2 separate regions of the Homo sapiens genome follow, and region 1 is linked to region 2. The links are chromatin loops, found by intact Hi-C in ENCODE. Cell type or tissue: psoas muscle. All regions are shown on one strand. Links, peaks and the distances in the headings refer to the core of each region. The heading gives the core; the rest is flanking DNA.

Region 1 (8,542 bases), core at 1-8,000, 150 kb after region 2:
TTTTTTTGAGACAGAGTCTTGCTCTATCACCCAAGCTAGAGTGCAGTGGCGTGATCACGGGACACTACAGCCTCGACCTCTTGGACTCAAACGATTCTCCCACCTCAGTCTCCCGAGAATTGTGACCACAAGCGAGTGCACCATGCCTGACTAATTTTTTCTATTTTTTGTAGAGACAGAGTCTATGTTGCCCAGGCTGATCTCAAATTCCTGGGCTCAAGTTGGCCTCCCAAAGTGCTGGGATTACGGGTGTGAACCATTGCCCGGCCTAGAACCCCAGCCTTGAACTCTCCCTAGCCTCCCGCGAGGACCCTGGTTCTAAGTCTGGTTCCAGTCAGGCCGGGAACTACCATTTCTGAGTGCCTCCAGCGTACCAGGCACCAAGCCAAGATAATCCTTGTAACAATTCCATGGGCCTTCTCCGTATCCCTCATGAGGACACGGAAGCTTCAAGAAGTAAAGTGGTTTGTTTAAGGTCACACTGCAGTTAGTGGTGGAGCTGGGAAGCAAGTAAGTGTTTGAATCCCTGTCCCCCAATCCCTGCACGCTCTCAGGGACCCAGACACTCAGGCCTCGGCTTCAGAGACCCTGTCTCCAGCCCCAAACACCCAGCCCCTGCCCTTGTTCCAGGGATCTAGGCTCTAGCCCCAGACACTCAGCCTTCAACTGCAGGACCCTGTTCCCAGACATCTAATTCCCAGTCTCAAAGACCTGGTCCCAGTTTCCCCCAACCATTCTGACCTCCTTATGGTACCTGCGGTGTAGGTAAAAGGCAGGGTTGCCAGTTCTCCTGCCCGCTCCATGAAGGCTGCAAGCCTTGGGCACCAAAATCGGTGACTCACATCATCTGGGCACCGCTGCCAGTCAGCCCGGAGACAAGCCTCTCCACAATACAAGACAGCACTACACTGGGGGCTGGGGACACAGCGGGTGGTGGGCACCTAGTGTTAACCTCTGTAGGTCCTGTCTGCTGTTCAACTGCCCAGCAGCTGCCCATATGTCACTCGGTCTGTTTGTCTTACACCCTCTAACCGCCTGTAACAGTCTGTATTGTTTCCTCTGCATCTTCTCATGTCCCTGCCTCTCCTTCTGTCTGCTAGGCGCCCCCCACCACCCTGCCTTCCTTCTATTTGCCTATTGGGGTCTTCCTCTCCCCCAGCTTTGGGGCTGCTCACCAAGGTGTCAGCTTCGCTTCAAAGCTGTGCCTGTGACACACATGGCAGGTTCGAGCACGAAGGGAAGCAAAGGTGAAGCCTGGCCGGGGACCCCATGTCCGCATTGGGGTTTTGGCTAACTTCACACCTAGCCTTGGGACCAAGCTCTCCAGCTCTCTAAATGCAGTTGGGGGGGAGATGGCATCAGGCTGGAGGAGGTGCTTGGGAATCCAGGGCCCGAGTCCTCCCCAGCCTCAGATACCAGATTTCTATACCGATGCAGCCGGGCATCTCCCACAGTAAGCTGTCGGGGCTTTCGGGGATCCCCAGAGCCCATGGGACAGGCCATGCTGTGACAGAGGAGAGCATAGGCCCAAGGAGCCAGGTCCTTGGTCCCTGAGCCCCAGCTTGCGGTTCCCTGGGCTCCATCCACTAGCAGATCAATGCCCAAGATGGTGCCATGCTCATCCGTCACAAGTAAGAGACAGGAAACGTGCAGGGGGGCAGCCTCTGGGGAAAGAGGGAAAAGTTGAGGTGGTAGGGGGCAGCGAGAGACAAATGTGGTCAGGGTCAGGAGTACCAAACTCAAATACCTACGGGGCTAGGCAAGTAACCTCACTGAGTAAAGGGCTCTGGGTAGAGAGGGCACGCTCCTTCTAAAGGGGACAGCTGCTACAGAGGACCAGAATGCGCTGCCATGCAGAAATGTAGGCCCACTGTCAGAGCTTGAGATTTTTCTTGGGAATGTGTAAATCCAGACTTCTGGATACTTTTTTTCTTGCAATGTTTAAACATTAAATTAAAAAAAAAAACCCCACTGTGGGTCAATAAAAACACCTTTTCAGGCCAGATTGGCCTGAAGGCCAGCACTCAGAACTAGTGGCAGGGGAGGGCTTCCGAAGGGAGGATGGCTGGGCAAGGGGTAGGGCAGGGCCAGCCCTGGGTTCTTACCACTCCTCTGTCCCTTCCTCTTCTGGGGTCTTGTTTCGTTCTCCACCCTGTCCTCTCGGCAGCCATCCTTGCCACCTCCTGCCTCCCGGGCAGCCTCCTCTGACTCTCCTGGAGGGTTTGTTTCCTGGGGGGACTCCCTGCTGGTAGGGGCTAGCTCCCGGTCCTCCTCTGGTTCCACCTTCTCTGTGCTGCCTGCACCCCCGTCCTCTCTCTTCTCTTCTTCTTCATCTTCCTCCTCTTCCTCCTCCCCTTCCTCCCCATCCTCTAGGCTGACAAAGCTGATGTAGGGGCTCAGGTCTCGCAGGTGGAGTGGAGGGTTGTCTCCCAGGAGCCAGGCAGTCCCCAGGCCTGGTCCAGGACCTGGTTCTGCCCCTTGCCCCAGGCTGATGCCCACACTATGGTTGGGCAGGACATGGAGCACCCAAAGGGCAGGGTCCTGGGGTAGCCTTCTGATCTGGGCCTCCAGCTGCCGGCAGCGGCCCTCAAGGCTAGTCCCTACAGCTCCACGCTCTGCCACAAACTTTCGGAACCAGCCGAAGAGAAGGGCAGTGAAATCAAGGAACTCATCCCGGTATCCAGACACAAACTCCATGTCTTCAGCGGCACAGGGCCCCGGCCCAGACTGAGCAAAAGAAGGGATATATGGTGAGGGACAGGAGAGCAATGATGGAGTTTGGGGCTGGGTCACAAATTGAGGGAGAGGGTAGGTTTGAGAGTCACTTAGGGTTGGATCCGTGGATATGCTAGGAGCGGAGAAGAGGATTTTTCAGGGCTGAGGATGGGAGTTTAGGGAGGAAAATGGGGGCTGGACTTGAAAGTGGGTGACCAGGGTTGGAGAAGACTACTCAGGGATGAGATGGTATTTGGGGCTTAAAATTGGAGAGTTCACACCCTCAAAAGCAGAGTTTAAATTAAGGCTAGAGAGGAGAGAGGGCTAATCCTATCGGGAACGGTTTGGTGGGGAGGGAAGCATTTTGGATGCGTCTGTGGGGTATGGGAGTGGGAGCGAGGGGGTTCCCTGGGCTCGGATCTGCGTGGCGGGCAGCCCCGGTAGACCTAGCCCCTCCCGGCCGCCCCACTCCTCCGGTACCTGCAGCCGCCACCACTTTTCGAAGGTAAATACCTCGCGGTGGAGGGTGCGCGGGTGCGGTTGTGACGTCAGGGCTGCCCGAGCCCTCGCCGGCTCAGCGGGCGGCCACGCCCCCCGGGCTCGGTGCGTCCGCGGGTGGCTGCCCCGCAGGTGCGCGCGGCCGGGGCTGGCGGCGACTCTCTCCACCGGGCCGCCCGGGAGGCTCATGCAGCGCGGCTGGGTCCCGCGGCGCCCGGATCGGGGAAGTGAAAGTGCCTCGGAGGAGGAGGGCCGGTCCGGCAGTGCAGCCGCCTCACAGGTCGGCGGACGGGCCAGGCGGGCGGCCTCCTGAACCGAACCGAATCGGCTCCTCGGGCCGTCGTCCTCCCGCCCCTCCTCGCCCGCCGCCGGAGTTTTCTTTCGGTTTCTTCCAAGATTCCTGGCCTTCCCTCGACGGAGCCGGGCCCAGTGCGGGGGCGCAGGGCGCGGGAGCTCCACCTCCTCGGCTTTCCCTGCGTCCAGAGGCTGGCATGGCGCGGGCCGAGTACTGAGCGCACGGTCGGGGCACAGCAGGGCCGGGGGGTGCAGCTGGCTCGCGCCTCCTCTCCGGCCGCCGTCTCCTCCGGTCCCCGGCGAAAGCCATTGAGACACCAGCTGGACGTCACGCGCCGGAGCATGTCTGGGAGTCAGAGCGAGGTGGCTCCATCCCCGCAGAGTCCGCGGAGCCCCGAGATGGGACGGGACTTGCGGCCCGGGTCCCGCGTGCTCCTGCTCCTGCTTCTGCTCCTGCTGGTGTACCTGACTCAGCCAGGTTAGCCGGGGGCGGGGCAGGGGACCCAGATTCCCCTGTCACGGGAAGGGGGTGAGTTGGGGAGGGGACACGAGGCCCACGGAGTTGAGTGGATGAAGGCAGCGGGGACAAGAGGAAAGCCAGCCAGCCGCCTGGGGTTGGGGACAGAGGCCCGGGGACGCCTGGCTCCGGGCGGGATTATGGATGTTGTCGGGGGCGTGATGATGTGTGGGTTGAGCCTGGCGCTCTGACCCTGGGTCCACCGAGAGGCTGTCATGGGGCTGTGGATTGGATGCCAGGGAACAGCGGAGTGGGGACCCTGGGCCTGGGAATGGGTGCCGACCACCTCCGTCCCGCGCAGGCAATGGCAACGAGGGCAGCGTCACTGGAAGTTGTTATTGTGGTAAAAGAATTTCTTCCGACTCCCCGCCATCGGTTCAGTTCATGAATCGTCTCCGGAAACACCTGAGAGCTTACCATCGGTGTCTATACTACACGAGGTAATTTTACCTGCCTCTGCGAGGGCAGCGCCTGGGCGGCCCCTCCTTGCAGGTGCCTCCAGGACCCTCTCTGGTCCAGCCTGAACTCCTTCCCGGCTCACCGAGCCCCATCTCCGGGTTCCGTTTGCTCTCATTCCCCGAAACTTCATGACTCCGTCTCACCTACTGGGGAGTTTCCCAGTCCCAGGAGAAAGGGCTCTTTCTTGGTGGCAACTTCACGCCTCTGGAATGAGGAAGGAGCCGGGGAAGGAAAGAAGGCGCCGCAGCTAAGCCCAGGTCTCTCCTCCGCAGGTTCCAGCTCCTTTCCTGGAGCGTGTGTGGGGGCAACAAGGACCCATGGGTTCAGGAATTGATGAGCTGTCTTGATCTCAAAGGTGAGACTTTTCCACTGCTCTTCAGGCTCTGCCTCCAGGGCTTAGCAGCTTCCACCTGACAGTTTTCTTTACCTGAGCCTTTTCCCCTGGGGCCGCACATTCCTAGAACCTTCTTCTGATCCTGTCCAAAGTACTTAGACTCGAGTCCCTGTTTGCCAAACGGGGTGATCATTCACCATCACCTTCATGAGTTTTGCCAATTCATTCTACCACGTGTGCTATTGTCTACTTATTAATATTTTTCTTGAAATCAAAGTACTATTTTATTTTATTTTTTTGAGATGGAGTCTCACTCTGTCACCCAGGCTGGAGTGCAGTGGCACGATCTTGGCTCACTGCAACCTCTGCCTCCCAGGTTCAAGAGATTCTCCTGCCTCAGCCTCCTGAGTAGCTGGGATTACAGGCGCGCACCACCAAGCCTGGCTAATTTTTGTATTTTTAGTAGAGACAGGGTTTCACCATGTTGGCCAGGCTGGTCTCGAACTCCTGGCCTTGTGATCCACCCGCCTCGGCCTCCAAAAGTGCTAGGATTACAGGCGTGAGCCACCACACCTGGCCTATTTTTCTTTTCCAATATTTTATTATGAAAATTTACACATATACAAAAGTTGAAAGAATGGCACACTGAATATCCAGTGCCTCCACCTAGATTCTACAATTTTATTTATATATGTATATTTTACATATTTACATAAACATATATTTTACACTATCAATTTTACAGCAATTACACGATATTTGCTTTATTAAGTATCCATCTATTCATTCTTCTATCCATCATCCATCACCTTATTTCTTGATGCATTTCTTTTTTTTTTTTTTTTTTTTTTTTAATGGAGTCTTGCTCTGTCGCCCAGGCTGGAGTGCAATGGTGCCCTCAGCTCACTGCAGCCTCCGCCTCCCAGGTTCAAGCAATTCTCCTGCCACAGCCTTCCGAGTAGCTGGGATTGCAGGTGCCCGCCACCATGCCCAGCTAATTTTTGTATTTTTTTAGTAGAGATGGGGTTTCACCGTGTTGGTCAGGCTGGTCTCAAACTCCTGACCTCAGGTGATCCACCTGCCTCAGCCTCCCAAAGTGCTGGGATTACAGGTGTGAACCGCAGTGCCCGGCCTCTTGATGCATTTCAAGGCAGATTGTGGACATCATTGCACTTCATCCCAAGACATTTCAGCATGTATATTAAGTAGAGTTCAATATTTTAATGCTTTTTTTTCTTTTGAGTTCAAATTTACATACAATGAAATGAATTACTTTTAAGTGTGCACAAACTAGTTTTGAAAACTTAAGTAGAGGCCAGGACGGTGGCTCACTCCTGTAATCCTAGCTCTTTGGGAGGTTGAGGCCGGTGGATCACCTGAGGTCAGGAGTTTGAGACCAGCCTGACCAACATGGTAAAACCCCATCTCTACTAAAAATACAAAATTAGCCAGGCATGGTGGCATGTGCCTGTAATTCCAGCTACTCAGGAGGTTGAGGCAGGAGAATCACTTGAACCTGGAGGCGGAGGTTGCAGTGAGCCGAGATCAGGCCATTGCACTCCAGCCTGGGCAACAAAAAAAAAGAAAGAAAACTTAAATAGTAAATTATCCTAAGCAATAATATCTGTGAAGTCACAAGTTTGATGCATTGGTTATATTTTTCTCTTAAAATAAATATACAACCATTAAAATACAAAAGGTTCTTCCATGTCCTAGCTAAAGTTTTGTAGGATCTGTGTCATCCATACTGCCTTTAAGTCTGCCTAGACCTCTATGATTTCCTTTCATCCTCCCAGGAACCCTGGCCCTTGGTACTACAATTATCCTCATTTTACAGCTGGAAGATATCACTTCCGGAGAGGTTAGGGACAAGGGGTGAGGTTACACAGCTACTTGAGGTTACACAGCTACTTTACAGCAGAGCTTGGAATCCAACCCTGGTCTTCTGATTTCCCAGTTCATGACACCCACTTGTCTCGTGGTTCGCTCACTTCCTTGTCCCCTACCTTTTCCGTCTGTCATCTGCCTTCCTCTTCTGGCCTTCAGCGTGATAACCTCCCTGACTCACTCTTCCCTCTGTTGGAGCTCAGAACATGACACTCCAAAACATGGCACCTTGGTAATTACGAAAACAGCAGAAGTAAGTAGCTCACTCTGCTCTGTTTTTCTGTGAGAGCTGGCCATAAAGGAATTCTCTAACTTCACGTGGAAGTAGGTCATAGGCTCTCATTTCAGATGGGTCCTGCCCTATACTTGGAGGCCAAGAAGAATCTGGACAGGCCTTGCTGGTCCCCCACCCCCCATTTATTGCCATTAGATCATACCCTTTTTGTCCAATCATACTTCTTTTTTTTTTTTGAGATGGAGTTTCGCTCTTGTTGCCCAGGCTGGAATGCAGTTGTGCAATCTTGGCTCACTGCAACCTCCACCTCCTGGGTTCAGGCGATTCTGCCTCAGCCTCCCATGTAGCTGGGATTACAGGCACATGACACCATGCCTGGCTAATTTTGTATTTTTAGTAGAGACTGGGTTTCTCCATGTTGGTCAGACTGGTCTCGAACTCCCGACCTCAGGTGATCCACCCACCTCAGCCTCCCAAAGTGCTGGGATTACAGGCGTGAACCACCGCGCCCGGCCAATCCAATCATACGTCTATACAGCTGTCCATTCTTCACAGCAAGCCTAAGCATAAAAATGCACTTTTCTCGGGTCTTTGTTTCTGAAGGTTCCTATGTCATGTAAAACTGTGATTAAATAAATGTTAGGCTTTTCTCTTGTTAATGTTTTTTATTTATAGGGGTATCAGCCTTGACCCTTGCGATGGGTGAGGAAAAGATATTACTTTTTCTCCCCTACACCTCTATCTGCTTTTTCACCTTGTCTCCTGATAGTCCTGATTCCTCATTTCTTTCCTTTCCAGAATGTGGACATGCTTACTCGGGGATTGTGGCCCACCAGAAGCATTTACTTCCTACCAGCCCCCCAATTTCTCAGGCCTCAGAGGGGGCATCTTCAGATATCCACACCCCTGCCCAGATGCTCCTGTCCACCTTGCAGTCCACTCAGCGCCCCACCCTCCCAGTAGGATCACTGTCCTCGGACAAAGAGCTCACTCGTCCCAATGAAACCACCATTCACACTGCGGGCCACAGTCTGGCAGCTGGGCCTGAGGCTGGGGAGAACCAGAAGCAGCCGGAAAAAAATGCTGGTCCCACAGCCAGGACATCAGCCACAGTGCCAGTCCTGTGCCTCCTGGCCATCATCTTCATCCTCACCGCAGCCCTTTCCTATGTGCTGTGCAAGAGGAGGAGGGGGCAGTCACCGCAGTCCTCTCCAGGTAAACTGGACCTTTGAACCCTCCCCCCAGGGACCCAGAGCCTTCCTGACAGGCATCCTGACCCAGTGGCTCTCAGGTGGCTGGAAACCTGGCCTTGGCACACAAGTATCAAGGTTGTCTGCACAAGGTTGACTCTGGGCCCTCTGAGGACAGTCAGTCGGGGACTGTAGACAGTGGAGAGGGAAGGAAGCCACCACAGGCACAAGGACTAGTGCTTGGAGCAACATCATGGAGAAGATGGCTAGAGCAAGCTAGTGGGAGATGAAGCTGTGGAGGGAGGTGAGGGCCAGTCATTCAATTCACAAATTTTCACTGAGCACCTACTGTGGGCCAGGTCATAGTGTTGATGTCTTCATCTGATTCCCTAGTTCAAGCTATCATCCCCCAA
Region 2 (11,075 bases), core at 11-8,010:
GAGCCGCTCTCCCTCAGACTTGCCCCAAAGCCCCACCTCTTCCCCACTGCCACTTCCCCTCCCTCCCTGTGCCTTGGAGTGGGAGGGCCCCACTCCCGATGCCGTACCGGCCCCCAGGGGTATCTCTGCTCCCCTCTGCTGGCCCGCCTTCGCCTTCCTCCTCGTCGTCCTCACTGCTTTCCACCTCCTCGCTGGACGACGAGTAGTCCATGGCCTTCTTGGGAGGCCGAGGGGCCTCGTCCAGAGTCCGCTCTTTCAGCAACACAAAGTCCTGCAGGGAGGAGCCACGTGAGGGGCAGGGAGAAGCTGGGCCTGGGTGGAGGTAGACAAAGGGTGCCGGGACACCCCAGCAGGGCGACAGGAGGGGCTCCCACAAGCAGGCCCATCTCACTAACCTCACCAATTGCTCGCTTATAGCTCTGGGAGGGGCCGCAGGGGAAGAAAGAGCCAGAAGAGAGGTTAGGAGAGAGGTTAGGAGAGAGGTTAGGAAAGGTTAGCACCATGAGAAGCACCAGTCCCTCCATCCCCACAGCCCTTCTCGGTAGATCAGCGGAGACCCCACCCCTGACACCCAGCACCCTGAGGCTAAGCCCCAAACCAGGATGAGGCAGGCCATGCCTGCCACCAGGTGACTCACTGCGGGCCGGCCTGGCCGTGAGCGGTGGTCGTCGGGCTTGGCTTTATTCCCAGGGGAGAGCACAGGGGAGCTGTCCGGTTTGGAGGAGACTGGACGGCAGGGTGGAAGAAGGTCACTGATGCCTGAACAAGGGATGGCCTCAAGCCCACACCCTGAGCCCCAGAACTCAGCCCCAAGTTCCATACCCACACAGGTCCTCCCTGTCCGTGTGGGTGCCCCAGTCCAAAGCCACCAAAGGCAGGGTCCATGGTGATAAGCCCCCAGGCCCAGAGCAGGCTGCCCAGCCCTGGCTCACATACCTCCCACGCGGTTCCGCTCCAGTGAGCCAGCCTGGGGGAGGTGCCCGTGAGAGGCTGGAAGGACGCTGTCCGAGCGTTCCCAGCCAGGGTCGCTCCTCCTGAGGTCGGGGTTACTGTTGGGGGGGCAGAGTCAGGGTCAGGGAGGCACGGTGCTCCCTTCTCTGGGGTGCTGAGCTGCACTGCAGAGGGAGCCATCACCAGGGAAGCGGGTGGCAGAAGTGAGAGGTGAGAGTGAGTTGGGGGACAACTCTATTACCTAGAGGCGTTGGGCGGGCCAGGGGGCTGAGCAGGGGGCCCTGGAGGCTTTGGGGTGCCCCGCTCTGCCCGCCTTTGCAGATAGATTTGCCAGGCGGAGTTGCTGCGAGGTCTGTGAAGGGAGCACAGGGGTGCCGAGGGGGCGGCGGGGGGGCGCTGAGGTGATGGGGCTGGGGCTTTCCCACCCCCAGGCGGGTAGGCTGGTAAAGTCCCTGTGCCCCCCCTACTCCCTAGGCTGCCCTCAGACCTCACCCAGGCGTTGCCCTACCCAGGCATTACCTGGCACGGACTGCCTGGGCTGGCCGGGACCCTCCGGCCCCACTGGTGTTAAGGGCAGTGGCGATAGATGAGGTCCTCTGAGGCACCTGTGGAGAGAAGTCCACGTGCTGCGAGCTGGCGCTGCGACAGGCACTTCTCAGATGTTTAAGCCTCACCTCTGAGAGGTGAGCTCCCCCACTTTGATGGATGAGAAAACTGAGGTTCAGGGGAGTTAGTGAATACGTCCAGGGTTATGAAGCCGGATGATGGTGGAGCTGCGGTTCTAACTGGCAAAGTCTGCCCCTTAGCGCTCCCAAAACACCCTGGGCGTTTCTCCGTTCCCACGCTCCCCACAGGGATCGATGCCACCCCTCCACGTCGCGTCCTCAGCTGGACGGCTGACCCCGGCAGGGCAGCGCCCTGGCTTTCTCTCGCTTCCCGCCCTGCACTCTTCCTCCATGTGGCCTGCCCCTTCACTGCCCTCCTTCTCTTCATGACTAGCTCTCTGCTTTTCCCTGGGCCTGCAGAACTGTCCTTACCTTGGGTGGGGCCTCGTTATCTGGGCGGACCCAGGCTGGGGGATTCGGGCTGGGGCCAGGTCCTTCAGAGGTGGGGTCTGAATTCTGGCGGATGACAGCTCCTCGGGCACTGGGCGTGGCAGTGGGTGCGGGGATGGCAGGGTCGGGGTCATGGGAGGCTGGGAAGGCAGCCAGGTTTCGGGTGGGCTGGTCCTGCAGGGACTGGGATCGGGGTACAGGTGCTGCATATGGCTTCAGTGGGACCCGGTGTGCCACCAGGCTCTGCAGGGAGAGACCAGGGAGGGTGGGCTGCCTGCTCCATGGCACATCCCCACCTGCGAATTGGGGTCTGGGGTGGGAAAGGACTTTAGCTGCCCCTTCCTCCATTGAAGGACAAGGGGTTCCTTGAGCCTGATGACAGCTAAGTCAGGACAGACACAGGCAGCAAGAAGCAGGTGAGTGAGTCTGTCCACAAAGCCTGTGCTCTGTAATCCTGGCTCACGGCTGAGCAGGTGTGTGTGTGTGTGTGTGTGTGTGCGCGCGTGTGTGTGTACCTGTGCTCTGAACAAAGCTCCCTGTGTCTTCATTAAGACAGGGGTGGGGAGAGACTCACCTTGTGCGGTCCCTCCTGGGGCTCCACCGGCCTCTGCATAGGAGGAGTCTGGGAAAGGGGTCCTGGGGGCCCTGGGGAGGCCTGGGGGATGGGGGGCTCAGGCCCCGTGCTGCCTGGCTTGCTCTTGGCCAAGGGAGAGTTCTGCTGCTTGTTCATCCTTGTTCTCTCTTCTACCTGTGATGTGAAGGGATGTCAAGCAGGCCAGCTCTTGCCTCCCTGTTCTCAAAACTGAGGGTCCCACCTGCCCTAACTACTCCCGCCCTATGCTCTGTGCTGTGTGCTCCTTTCCCCTACTTGGTGCCTGCTACTGTGAACTACTACTTCTTGTGGCTCTCCAGGCCTCAGGCAGTGGGACTGCAGTCTCAGGAGGCAAAGGAGGCAGTGAGTACCTCTCGGGCCCAGGCTGGTTTGTCAGCGGGATTCATGCCCCGACCATAATGGTACAGGGGCTTCCTGTCCCCAGGCAGGAGCTGCTGCTGCTGCTGTTTCTGAAGCTGCTGCTGCTGTTGCTGCTGCTGCAGGGACTTGAGGTAGGCATGCTCCTGCTGCAGCTGCCTCTGGAGACGTTCTGACTGCCGCTGCTCCTCCAGCTGCTTCCGCTTGTATTCCTGGGCCCAAGGGTAGGGAGAGAGGGCTCAGCAGGGTGTGGCCCTGGGAGTTAGAGCAGGCATGCCCTCTCTTTTCTCCAACTGCCTAGAGAGGAGATGTATTCCCTTGATGTCCTGGGTGAATCCCTTCCCTTGAAGTGTTCCCATCCCGTTCCAGCAAAGAAGCTCTGAAAAGCATCTTCCCAGAGGACGCTGAGGGACCCGTTACCAGCAGCAGGGCCTGTTCCTGGAGCAGCTGTTGCTGAAGGATCTCGAGCTGTCGCTGCTCCTCCTCTAGCCTGTGACGAATATATTCCTGGGGGACGGGGTGTGGGGTGGGGGGCAGAGGGCAGGGAAGGAGGAAGAGGCAGAGGAGGGCAGCAGCAGCGAGTTGGAGAAGGAGGAAGGGATCCGCAGGAGAATGAGGGGGTGCAGGGGAAGAGTAAGAGAGAGGTAGGGGAGGGGATGACATGAGCCCCAGGGGGCCATGCGGCACAGATGGGGAAGAAGAGGGCACAGGGAATGAGGGGGGATGAGGAAGGGGTCGGGGAGTCAGGGATGGGGTAAAGAGATGGGAATGAGGCAGGGAAGGAAGAGGGAGGGGGTCAGGGTTGGGGTTGAAGGGTGGGAGAAAACAGAGAGAAAGAGTGAAGCTAGAAAAGATAGGAGGAATCTGGGGGTGGGGGAGAGAAGGGGGAAGGGCACGGGGAGCAGGGGCGGCAGGCAGCAGGAGCGGGAGGGCGGGAGGGCAGGGATGCGGGTGCGGCGCTCTACCTGCTCGCGCTCCGCCTGCCGCCGCTCCTCCTCCCGCCGCAGAGCCTGCATGTCCTCCAGCCGCCGCTGCTGCTCCTTCTCCTGCAGCTTCCGCTGCTCCCGCTCCCGCCGCTGTTGCTGTGGGGAGAGCCAGGTGGTCTTAAGAACCATACCGGACATCGCGTCAGCACTGCCCCTCCATGGACAGGGAGGGGAGCCCTCCTTGCTCACCACGGAGGGTGGTAAGAGAGACCGGCTTCCGCTTGTTTCTGCAACTATACCCATCCCCACCCAAGGGCCCGCGGGGCTGGGCTCGGGTAAACAGCCGGTAGCTGTGACGAGAGAGGCTGTGAGACTGACTGCTGCCTGTGGGGTGGGCTTAGCTAGACAACACCTTCCACTCCCCACACCCCACCAAACAACAAACCAAAGCCGAACTCAAAACAAGCCTCCCCAGCACTCCTAGCCTAAAATCGACCTTTGCCTGAAGTCCATATAGAGCGGGTCGTAGTGATAGCCTTTGGCCACAAGAGGGCACCAGGTGCCCGTGCACAGAAAGCACAGAAAAGAGGGACCTGGCCCACTCCTTGACAAGCACCAGTGCCCAGGTGGTACTTTACTTTCACGGTATTTCTGTGGTGGCTTTCACGAAGTCTACCACCACCACCACCAACAAAAGCACAAACCCTGAGGGACCCTTACACTTGAGGGAACTTGTGCCTACTTCTGCAATGAAGTTGCCAGCAGGCCTTCTCCAGGTAACACCTTGTTAGATAGGACTCTGTGGCTGGGCGCGGTGGCTCACACCTGTAATCCCAGCACTTTGGGAGGCCGAGGCAGGTGGATCACCTGAGGTCGGGAGTTCGAGACCAGCCTGACCAACATGCAGAAACCCTGTCTCTACTGAAAAAAATACAAAATTAGCCGGGCGTGGTGGCGCATTCCTGTAATCCCAGCTCCTCAGGAGGCTGAGGCAGGAGAATCACTTGAACCTGGGAGACGGAGGTTTTGCGGTGAGCCTAGAGTGCGCCACTGCACTCGTCACCCTGGGCAACAAGAGCAAAACTCCATCTCAAAAAAAAAAAAAAAAAAAAGATAGGACTTTGTTACTATACTATCTGAACGCTATATTTATTTTATTTTTTTATTTTTTGGAGACGGAGTCTTGCTCTGTTCCCCAGGCCAGTGGCGTGATCTCAGCTCACTACAACTTCCACCTCCCAGGTTCAAGCGATTCTCCTGCCTCAGCCTCCTAAGTAGCTGGAACTATAGGCGCGTGCACCACCACGCCTGGCTAATTTGTGTATTTTTAGTAGAGATGGGGTTTCACCATATTAGACAGGCTGGTCTCGAACTCCTGATCTCACGATCCGCCCCCATCCTCCGACTCCCAAAGTGCTGGGATTACAGGCGTGAGCCACCTCACCTGGCCTATATTTTCAAAACTGCACAAGGCTCTTCTGTAGCAGGTTTTCTTGCAAATTATTTTTTGTTCAACAATGAGAGGGCCTACTTTGGAGGTAGCAGGTGGACAGTGTGGGTGCTGCGGGTTATTGCTTATTATTATTAGAGACGGAGTCTTGCTCTGTCACCCAGGCTGGAGTGCAGTGGTGTGATCTCTGCTCACTGCAACCTCCGCCTCCCGGGTTCAAGCAATTCTCCTGCCTCAGCCTCCGGAGTAGCTGGGATTACAGGCATGCGCCACCACACCTGGCTAATTTTTGTATTATTAGTAGAGATGGGGTTTCACCATGTTGGCCAGGCTGGTCTCAAACTCCTGACCTCAGGTGATCTACCCACCTCAGCCTCCCAAAGTGATGGGATTACATTTTGTGTTAAGTCCAGCTCATCATGAAATTTGAAATCATATAATTGTTTCAACAGAAATGCCATTCATTTAAGGCATTTTAAAACCTGTTCTCCAAGGCCCTAATGGACCCGGGGCAGGTCAGGAGGAGGCCGCGCCAGGCCTGGGCCCTTCGGAGACAGCCCACCTCCTCCACGCGGCGCCGCTCCTCCTTCTGCTCCTCTATGCGCCGCTGCCGCTGGTGCAGCAGGTGTTTGATGTGTGCCTCGGGGTCTCGCTGCTGCTGCTGCTGCAGCTGCTGCTGCTGTTTTAAAGCCTCTGAGTTGCTCTTATTTTCCTGCTGGAGCCGGAGAAACTCCCGGCGTAGAGTCGACTCTCCAGGCACGTTCATGATGGAGCTGGGCAGGGGTGGCACAAAGAAGCACTGGGGTCAGAACCCTGTTGGTTCCCACTCTCAACCCCGTGGGCCCGCCTGAGTGGGTGCTTTAACTGGATCAAAGCCTCTGCCTCTGGCCACTCCCAGGTGGCCAGGAGACTTACCGTCCCCTTCTGCCCAGTCTTCAGTCCTGTCCTCCTTTCCTATTACTGCTGCGCCCCACATTCACCACAAATTGCTCTCTCCCCAGCTCTTGCTCAGTCATTGGTTCCACTTCTTAGCACTCAGAAATTTGGTTTCCAGGAGTCTCTACCTCTCTGTGCCCACCACCCCCAGGCTGAGAGTCCCCAAAGCCAAGCACCACTGTAGTCCCCCCACTCAGCGATGACCGCCCCAACCCCCACTCCACCTGCCAGGCCTACCTTGGCTCTCCTTCCTCTCCATGGCTGTCATCTTCCTCCTCGCTGCCGCTGTACTCATATTCTGTCTCCTCTGCAGGGGGAGGCCACTGCAGTTATCTCACCCAGCGCCCCAGACCCGCCGTGGGCTAGGGAAACCTTGGGTGGGGATAACCAGGTCTCTCTGGCTGGGCAAGCATGAGGGGCCCCACCCACTTCCTGGGGGCAATGGGAGGACAGCGGGTCTCAGGTGTGGGCCTGGACAGGACCGGGACTGGGTCCCAGGGCAGCTGAGGTGTGGCAGAGCCTGTGCTTGTGCTCGCACACACATGTGCTTAGCATGGAGTTTTTGTAAGGATGCGAAAGGCCGGTCCTCCTTTGGAAGGCTGATTCAGACTGGGAGGGAAAGGAGGGAAAACCCCTTGGGGGTTGCAAGTTTGAGAACGATCTCCTTGGACAGGGAGAGCTGGGGCCAAGGAGGGGAGCAGGAAGGGGTGCCAGGAGCGAGCAGGGCTGGCAGAGAGGAGCCAGGCTGGAGTGTCCCCTAGTACCTGCCCCCTCCAGCCTGCCCACTGACCTTTCTCACCCCGCTTCTTCCGGGATCGGTCAATGTGGTCCTTAAGCTGGATGCGGACCTGCCGCTCCGTGGGCTGGTCCCGGATGAAGGGAAACTTCAGTAGCTGCTCCGTGGGTGGGCGGCTCAGGTAAGTCTTGATGAGACATGTGTCAATGAAGTCAATGAACTTCTTAGACCTGGAAACAGTGGTGGCTCACACTGGGAGGGTCCCCTCAGAAGGGATGGGTGCAGGAGGAAGAGGGTGGATCATTCATCCACAAGCCACCTTGACGTCCCTCCTGTCTTCATATCCCAACACCAGTCACCGCCCTCTGCCCCCCAGAATCTCTTCTCTGGTGAGATCCAAGCCTGAGCACAGAGGGCATGAAGGTGGGGATGGCCTTGTCCAGGGACCTTCCTTCCCAGAGCCCACACTCTCAGAGACCTACCACTTCTTGGACTTGAGCCTGGGCGGAGGGTTCCGAGGAATGAGGAAGAGGGCTCGCATGGGGTGCATGTCACACAGAGCTGGACACAGAGGAGACACCCTCAGTCCCTTTCACTGCACTGGGAGCTACAGGACCCTTCCTCGGCAGGGTCCCAGGACCCACCTCCTCCCTACAGCCACTCTCTGGGCCCTTCCTTTCCCTCCCCTCCCACTCCCGGCAGACTCAGAACTTACGGGGGGCTCCCTCTGCCATCTCGATGGCTGTGATTCCTAGAGACCAAATATCACTCTATAGACGGGAAAGAAGGAACAAGTGAATATTCCTGACAACTCTGCCCTGCAACCTCTCTTCACCCACCATCCTGGCCTCTCAGGAGCCTTCCTGGGCCACACCCATTCCTGCAGCAGTGCCTTCCAACCCATCCCATCTTCCCACCCACACTTGCCTTGCCGTAAGATGTTCCCCAGCCCCTCACTGCTAACATCATCTGACCTTCCTCTGTTCCCCAGCCTGCTCAGGCCCCGTGGTCCCCATATTGCTTCCCGCCCTTGGCAGCCCCCATGCTCCCAACTTTCCACTCCATACCCTGTAATCATAGGTGGCATCAGGGTTCTCATCACAGGCGATGACCTCTGGAGCCATCCAGTAGGGAGTCCCAATGAAAGTGTTCCGTCTGCCCACGGTGCGGTCCAGCTGAGCACTCACCCCAAAATCCACTGTGAAGACACAGAGGGAGGGGTCAGTGTGGGGAGTCACCTCTGCTCCCTTGCCTCACATCCCTGCGTGCACACACAGGACTTGCCTGAGCCAGCTGTGGTCCTGGCCCGACCCAGACACCCCAGCACCCTCCTTTACCCCACCACCATCCTGAAGAACCCGATTCCATCTTCCAGCATCTTAGAGAAAAACCCAGGTAAAAGGATCACGGACAGCATCCCAGGCAGGAGGGCCATCAGATCCCATCTCCCCAGAGCAACCTGCAGAGCACCTGGCCCGTAACAGGTGACAGGTGAAGAGCTTCCTGAGGGATTTTCAGCAGGAGGCAGGGCATTCCAGGGGGAGAGGGGAAAGGGGAGGGAGTGAGCCTCCCCAGTAGGAAGGGAGTTGGGCCTGAGCCACCAGAGAGAAAAAGGGGCCCCTCATTCTCTGTTCTGGAGGTGAAAGGTCCTCGTCAGCCTCAGAAGGAGCCGGCGCACCTAGCTTGACCTCAGCATTCTCTGTCAGCAGCACATTCTGCCCCTTGATGTCTCGATGGATCACCTTGTGGGCATGGAGATGGGCCAGACCCTGGGACAGGAGAGCAGGGAAAATTAGCCATGGTGTTGGATGGGGTAGGAAAGAGTAAGTGGGGAGTGAGTTGAGGGGACAAGGAGCAGTCAGTCTGGACAGGGCTGGGCTGAAGGAGCAGACCTTCTCCACCAGGAGCCCAAGCAAGCTGAGCTGTCCTGGAGAGCTTCCTCAGAGAGGTGGCTCCAGGTGAATTCCCAGCAGTTGCAGGGTTACAGGTGGAGAAGCGGCAGAGCTTGGAAACAGGAGCTTGTCTCCTCCAACAGCCTGAGACTTCCCAAGGTGTGGACCCTGCTTCCACATCCCACCCGCATCAGGCCTGCTGCTCCCTAAAGAGGGCAGTGATGTCTCCTCCCAGCGCAGGGAGGATCTTTGCTCATGGAGAAACTCCAGCCAGGGTAGCGGAGGAGAAGACAAGGGGAGGGGCCTTGAGCTCACCCTGAGGATCTCCCTGCAGATATAGGCGATACAGTCCTCCTTCAGGGCGTTGCCTTTTGTGTTCTTTACCAGGTCAGTCACTGAACCAGCACCACAGAACTCCATCACCAGCTAGGATCCCAGGAAGGTACCGAAAGGAAAAGTATCAGTCAGACAAGCCCTCCCACCCCTGCCCCAATCCCCTGCTAGACTCCTGGAGGAGGATAAGAGACCTTGGGGTTAGAACTGGTATGAGCTAGAGAGCAAGGGCCACAGAAGCCTCACAAAGGCCACAGGATTTCCTCAAGTCAAGACAGAGAGGGAAAAAGGCTGGGTGCGGTGGCTCATGCCTGTAATCCCAGCACTTTGGGAGGCTGAGGCAGGCGGATCACCTGAGGTCAGGAGTTCAAGACCAGCCTGGCCAACATGGTGAGCAAGACTCCGTCTCAAAAAAAAAAAAAAAAAAGAGGAGAAGGAATACAGATGGAAAAGAACTGGCAGGGTGGGGCTGGGTTTAGAGTAGGAGTCCAAGGAATCCCTGAAACTGTAAACAAAATGATGCAGGTATATGCATTTTCCCTGAGGAAGGGTCTAGTACTTTCATCAGATTCTCATTGGGATTCCAAACCCTACAGCGGTTAAGAACTACTGCTTTATGGCTGGGCGCGGAGGCTCACTCCTGTAATCCCAGCATTTTGGGAGGCCGAGGTGGGTGGATCACAAGGTCAGGAGTTCAAGACCATCCTGGATAACACGGTGAAACCCTGTCTCTACTAAAAAAAAAAAAAAAAAAAAAGTAGCCGGGCGTGGTGGCGGGCTCCTGTAGTCCCAGCTACTTGGGAGGCTGAGGCAGGAGAACGGCGTGAACCCGGAAGGCGGAGCTTGCAGTGAGCTGAGATTGCGCCACTGAACTCCAGCCTGGGTGACAGAGTGAGACTCTGTCTCAAAAAACAAACAAACAAAAAACCCAAAACAAAATACTACTGCTTTGGGCCGGGCTCAGTGGCTCATGCCTGTAATCCTAGCACTTTGGGAGGCCAAGGCGGGCGGATCATGAGGTCAGGAATTCGAGACCATCCTGGCTAACATGGTGAAACCCCATCTCTACTAAAAATACAAAAAATTAGCCGGGCGTGGTGGTGGGCACCTGTAATCCCAGCTACTCAGGATGCTGACACAGGAGAATCGCTTGAACCTGGGAGGCAGAGGTTGCAGTGAGCCGAGATCGCGCCGCTGCACTCCAGCCTGAGTGACAGAGCAAGACTCTGTCTCAAAAAAAAAAAAAGGAACTTCTGCTTTGGATCAGGGCTGGCCCAAGGCCTGCTTCTATATGGTCAGCAAGTCAAGAATGGTTTTCACTTTTTTTTTTTTTTTGAGACAGGGTCTTACTCTGTCGCCCAGAGTGGAGTGCAGTGGCGCGATCTCAGCTCACTGCAACCTCCGCCTCCCAGGTTCAAGCGATTCTCCTGCCTCAGCCTCCCAAGTAGCTGGGATTACAGGCGCATGCCACCACGCCCGGCTAATTTTTGTATTTTCAGTAGAGACGAGGTGTCACCGTGTTGGCCAGGCTGGTCTTGAACTCCTGACCTCAGGTGATCCTCCTGCCCCAGCCTCCCGAAGTGCTGGGATTACAGGCTTGAGCCATTGCGTCTGGCCTGGGTTTTACATTTTTAAATGGTTGCGGGAAAAAACAAAAAAAGGAATCCTAAATGACATGTGAAAGTGTAAAACATTGAAACGTGAGTGACCGCAGTGAGGGTGCTGGGGTTATAGCCACACTCATTCGTTTACGTACTGACTATTGCTGCTTTCGTGGTACAACAACAGAACCGTGTAGCTGGGACAGCAAATATGACCCGCAAAGC

The links. A loop is a pair of places that touch in the nucleus more often than their neighbours do. Peaks named below come from ENCODE experiments on the same cell type or tissue, not always from the same donor. Only the 100,000 strongest peaks of a DNase experiment are listed, where the experiment ranks them.
Region 1: a loop joins it to region 2, with 3 times the contacts of the local background. A loop is called at or near these places in 78 of 110 quality-filtered maps.

The regions. Positions count from the first base shown.
Region 1 is chr17:4,734,704-4,743,245 of GRCh38, reverse strand. It overlaps CXCL16 (C-X-C motif chemokine ligand 16), which reads left to right and starts at 3,318. Exons shown (of 6, transcript NM_001386809.1): 1 at 3,318-3,985; 2 at 4,326-4,464; 3 at 4,756-4,838; 4 at 7,738-8,154. The coding sequence starts at 3,907. ZMYND15 (zinc finger MYND-type containing 15) reads right to left here and starts at 3,413. Exons shown (of 14, transcript NM_001136046.3): 1 at 3,196-3,413; 2 at 2,106-2,727; 3 at 1,430-1,664; 4 at 1,176-1,331; 5 at 755-915. The coding sequence starts at 2,697. RefSeq lists a silencer at 3,227-3,446 and enhancers at 2,995-3,899, 3,900-4,805. In psoas muscle, for the core only: no CTCF peak of the experiment used is centred there; DNase peaks (open chromatin) are centred at 3,665 and 3,885; H3K4me3 peaks cover 2,194 bases; H3K27me3 peaks cover 4,688 bases.
Region 2 is chr17:4,882,630-4,893,704 of GRCh38, reverse strand. It overlaps MINK1 (misshapen like kinase 1), which reads right to left. Exons shown (of 32, transcript NM_153827.5): 5 at 9,232-9,342; 6 at 8,703-8,793; 7 at 8,092-8,222; 8 at 7,740-7,794; 9 at 7,507-7,585; 10 at 7,079-7,254; 11 at 6,526-6,595; 12 at 5,915-6,125; 13 at 3,942-4,058; 14 at 2,970-3,188; 15 at 2,581-2,754; 16 at 1,989-2,249; 17 at 1,471-1,556; 18 at 1,193-1,303; 3 more. It also overlaps the pseudogene RN7SL784P. Among named protein-coding and RNA genes, the nearest start is that of C17orf107, 11 kb to the left of the region's middle. In psoas muscle, for the core only: a CTCF peak has its summit at 4,443 (motif pointing right); DNase peaks (open chromatin) are centred at 664 and 4,474.